Linked DNA regions of Homo sapiens: region 2 is linked to region 1. A link is a loop called in an ENCODE intact Hi-C map of the cell type or tissue named here. Cell type or tissue: IMR-90. All regions are shown on one strand. Region 1 overlaps CNKSR3 (CNKSR family member 3). Region 2 overlaps IPCEF1 (interaction protein for cytohesin exchange factors 1).

What was found. Peaks named below come from ENCODE experiments on the same cell type or tissue, not always from the same donor. Only the 100,000 strongest peaks of a DNase experiment are listed, where the experiment ranks them.
Region 2: a loop joins it to region 1, with 2.2 times the contacts of the local background. A loop is called at or near these places in 2 of 110 quality-filtered maps.

The regions. Positions count from the first base shown.
Region 1 is chr6:154,403,886-154,406,385 of GRCh38, forward strand. CNKSR3 (CNKSR family member 3) reads right to left here. Exons shown (of 13, transcript NM_173515.4): 13 at 1-2,500. The coding sequence ends at 2,469. Among named protein-coding and RNA genes, the nearest start is that of IPCEF1, 48 kb to the left of the region's middle. In IMR-90, no CTCF peak of the experiment used is centred here; DNase peaks (open chromatin) are centred at 76, 1,086 and 1,376; H3K4me3 peaks cover 500 bases; H3K27ac peaks cover 1,707 bases.
Region 2 is chr6:154,276,494-154,278,993 of GRCh38, forward strand. All of the region lies in intron 2 of IPCEF1 (interaction protein for cytohesin exchange factors 1), which reads right to left. Among named protein-coding and RNA genes, the nearest start is that of IPCEF1, 79 kb to the right of the region's middle. In IMR-90, a CTCF peak has its summit at 950; no DNase peak of the experiment used is centred here.

The DNA of each region.
Region 1 (2,500 bases):
AGAGTGATTTAACTCATCATCCAGTGGAACTACAGCTCTTAGAGTTCTCCCCACAATCTGGGGAGTAAGAGGAGATGTTGCCACCCACTTCCTGGGCATAAAGCCAGCTCAAGACAAGAGTAAAACAGGCAGGGCTGGCTCGCCCCTCGTACACAGCTCCCTCCTCATCACCAGTGCCCTACACGAGACCTCCCCAGCCCACACCCCACCCTCCTAGTGTGTTGAACACCCTGTGGTCACACACTGCAAGCCTCTTCTCTCCATCTGCCAAACACCCTTGGGTCTCCATGTCTCCATGAAATACCAGATCTTTTTCTTTTTGTTTTTTTTTTGAGACAGAGTCTCCTTCTGTCACCCAGGCTGGAGTGCAGTGGCCTGATCTTGGCTCACTACAACCTCCGCCTCCAGGGTTCAAGTGATTCTCCTGCCTCAGCCTCCCGAGTAGCTGGGACTACAGGTGCCCACCACCATGCGAAGCTGATTTTTAGTAGAGACAGGGTTTCACCATGTTGGCCAGGCTGGTCTTGAACTCCTGACCCCAGGTAATCCACCCACCTTGGCCCCCCAAAGTTCTGGAATTACAGGCATGAGCCACTGCGCCAGGCCGAAATACCAGATCTTCATGGCAGTTGTCTTAGAGGTAGAGAAGAAAACAGCCAGACTGAGCCGGGTGTGGTGGCTCATGCCTGTAATCCCAGCACTTTGGGAGGCTGAGGCCGGCAGATCAGTTGAGGTTGGGAGTTTGAGACCAGCCTGGCCAACGTAGTGAAACCCCGTCTCCACTAAAAATACAAAAATTAGCCAGGCATGGTGGCGGGCACCTATAATCCCAGCTACATGGGAGGCTGAGGCAGGAGAATCGCTTGAACCTGGAAGGTGGAGGTTGCAGTGAGCTGAGATTGCGCCACTGCACTCCAGCCTGGGTGACAGATTGAGACTCCATCTCAAAAACAAACAAACAAACAAAAAAAACCAGCCTGACTGAATTCAGTCACAGTAATTATACATGAGTGGTTGCTAGTTCCTTTAACCACACCAGAAGCATTTTAAAGGGAAGATGTTTCCTAACTCCAGTGATTTTCATGGGCTGAATTCCAGGCAGTTCAGCAAACTCAACAATTCCGGTGGTATGAGAAAGGGCATTTTGGAGTAGGAGATTTCGGCTCTGCCTAGGAAGATACCTCAGAAAATTCCCCTCGTGCAATTTCACTTTGCATATGCTTCTCCTGTTCTTCCATTTCTAATCCATAAAATCCCAAAATGCTTGGGAGGGTTTATTTTGATTTTTTTTAACAATACTGCCCTGCTGGCAACAGCCACGATAGTCACTTGCTCATCTGAAAATGCCTTGCACTTTCTTTTTCACTAGCTTCGTGTATGACGCAAAACAGAAATATTTCAATTACAGGTGACTAAGAGTAAGAAAAATATACAACTATATTTAAAATACTTAAATTAACAAGATAGTACTTTTCCATTCTAACAAAATATCATACATTCAGTTTAAACAAGAGTTAATATCCAGACACACGTTTTCAAAATACCTGATGCTAGTTGAAAATTAGTGACCATGAGGCTTTCCAAGATATTTCTAATTAGCAAACTGTGTACAATTTTGAAGAAGTGTACACACCGTGCTGGAAGACAGACACTGAACAGGTCAAAATGCAAACTCATGTATCTTTCATCAACCTAAATCTTGTTGCTTCACTTTTCTAAATGATACTTTGGCTGTCAGCGAATCTTATAGCTTCTTTTCCCTTAAAGACAATAATATATAACAACACCACCCCACACAAATAACCATAAACTTCTTTGTGTGAAATAAGCCCTATCAAAATGTGTTCATGTATTTCTGTACCAACTGATCTATACTGAGACTGTCATGAAAAAGGTATCAAACAAGTGTAACAGGCCTACACTTAAACCTCTGCCTCAAAGGAGAAATCAGATACTTGCCACGTTATTGCAAAGTCAAAGCTGCTACACTTAAAATATGGTAGATAGTTTAGAAAAATCAAATCAAAAATGTTTTCTCACTGGCTTTTTCAGATAAAGAAGTTGGACCACAAACCAACACATCTGTGTGAAAACAGCCACCAATTTGAGTCCCCCCAGCCCCTCAAAAAGGAACAATGCCACCAGTCCCTCACAATGACCATAACGTCTCTGGCCAGGACTGCGATTTCTAGCGCGTGTCTTCACATTCTATCTCTGGGGAAGCAAGACAAACAGGCTCTACCCATTTCCCTCCTTTTGTCTCCACAAGCCAGCACCTAAGATCCTCTGAATTTGTTCCCATCCAATCCTGCAAACTTCCAAGAAGGGCAGTAGATAACTTTTCAAAAGAAAAAGAAATTGCATAAGGTCCCTACATAATACTGAGGCTGAAACGAGAAGAGGCTGTCCACTGTAAAAGCAAGGCACTTGGGGCAGGAGCCAGGCAGGTGGCCTGAGCAGGGTCCCTCTCAGTGAGTCAACAGTTTGAGGCGCGTAAACC
Region 2 (2,500 bases), 130 kb before region 1:
TGGCAGAACTGTTGCAAACTGTTTTCAGTCTTCACAGCAAGGTTGTAAAGTAACTTATACTTTAACACGTGAAAAAACGAATATACAGAGTGGGTGGACTAACTAGTTTACATAGCTAGCAAGTTAAAGCCAAATTTGAATTCAGATTTTCAGACTCCAGGTCCAGGGCCCTATGGTCATCAGCAGTGCTGTCTCAGAATAATCTTTGCCTTTTCAAATTCTCCTTAGAAGCAGGCTTTTATTTTCTTTTTGCAAACAGTAGATCTCATTACATTCTTAGAGAATGAATGAGTCTAATAATTCTTACAGACACTCAGGGCAAGACATGCAGTAGGCACCTAACAAATATCTGTTGACTTATATTGGCCCTGCCTCAACTTTAGGACAAGTTAGAATGAGTAAGCTATTTACCAAATTTAGACAATTCAGAGGGACCTTCGGTGACTAGCAGTGATAACGTGGCTGCCAAAGGGCTACTCGTGGGATCATAGATCAGCTGCCACTGTGTGGTCTGGAAGGGTCTGATCAGCAGGCAATACAGCTCTCAGAAAGAGACACTGACGAGCTGCATGCAGCTTGTTTGGGAATTGCGCATCCTAGGTGAGGCTTCATTCAGAAACTATGAAGGGCTCACGTCCTGGTCAGAATCCCACATGGGCAGGCTATGAATTGAAGGCTTAAACCATATCATGCTGGAAACCACACAGGCACAAGGACCTCAATTTTGCATCTGCTGAAAAATCTGGGTTAGTGTCTCCAAAACATCTAAAGCAAGAACGAGAGATGTCACTAAAACACACCTATTTATTCTTTAGGAAGAACTGTTAAATTAAAGTCATTCTTAAATACCCCCCATCCCAAATTGAGATATTTGTTGACACAATCCACATAAGCGAATGCCGTCAAGAATAGATTTGCTTTCTCTGAAATCATAACATGTATGCAAAGAGACACCTAGTGGAAGAACACCTAAGTACAATATTTAGCTTAAGACCAAAGATTAAATCGTCCAACTCCCTAATTTGACATTCTTTCAATTTCAATAGCGCATTTTTTTAAACCACTAGAATCATAAACTCAGAAATCTAAGTTTTCAAAAAGAAAATGTTCTATTTGTTTTTCCAGGAAGCATTGGCTCTTTTATTGGTTGTTGTTGTTGTTCATTAGACTATCTTACGTATAAATTACTGCGAAGTAATACAAAAATTACAGAGCAGACTGCAGCTGGCCAGCCACTTTACTTCACCTTTCCCTGAACACATGTGGGCTTATTTTTTTGTTTCCATTCCTTTATAGACTTTGCCTGTGAGATTTTCCGCTTGTCTTTGGGTTGCTTTTTTCTTGCTTTTAACTAGGTAAAGCCAGACTTTTTTTTTCCAGCCAGCTTCCTGTGGTCCGCCCAGCTTCCTGTGGTCCACCCACTCTCATCTTTACATGCTCACTTTCCCACTCGTACCTCACCTACACTGGGTACCGCACCCACCTCCTCATCTTCCATGCACACGTGCACCTTCCTCTCTCCCTCCTGCCCTAGATACCTTCATTTAACCTCAAAAGGAAAACTTTGTTATCACAAAATAGAAGGAATCACCTATTTTTTTCTTTACTCCATAGTACTAAAATTCAGCTATGACAAACGTTGAAATTATTATTTTTAAACTCCTGCATAGAAAAAAAGTTTAGATTGGAAATTGATTTTTAATTTAACAGATATGTTTAATTGCAATTTCTATGACCTCACAGGCACCACTTCATGGGATTTTACATCTGAAAGAGGAACATGTGCTCTAGCAGAAGCCAGACTGACATTCACCAGGTCCAGGTCTCCTGACACTGCTGTGCTACAAAGAGCTGAGCCCTGTGGACAGGTCCGGGAGAATGAGACGCCAAGTAGAGAATGGGAATCCAAGAGACGCCAAGGCTCCAGACGTATGGATGCAAAAGTGATCTTGAAAGTAGAGATCCTCCGATCCTAGCCACCCCAGCTAAAGTCACATGGGTCAAAGATGAACTGCCAAGCCAAGTCAACCCCTCTCCAAATTCCTGTCATGGTCAAAACAAAAAGGTCCTTACTCCACTGTTTTCAATAAGTAAGAAGGTCCTTATTCCTACATCACATGCTTGATGGTGACATGTTGAAACCTTTTCCTTTGATATTAGGAATAAGCCAAAGATTCTCATTATCACTTAACAACATTGTCTCAAAAGTACTGGAAAACAATGGTAAAAATATATATATATATGATTAAAAGGTAAAAAATCAAGATTGTCAGTATTTTCAAATGATATAGTTTTACATGCAGAAAGAATCTACACATTAATAATTACAATTAAAAAGTGGGCCAGGCGTGGTGGCTTATGCCTGTAATCCCAGCACTTTGGGAGGCTATGGTGGTGGATTGCTGGAGCTCAGGAGTTTGAGACCAGCCTGGGCAACATGGTGAAACCCTGTCTCTACCAAAAATACAAAAAAAAAAAAAAAAAAGCTGGTCATGGTGGT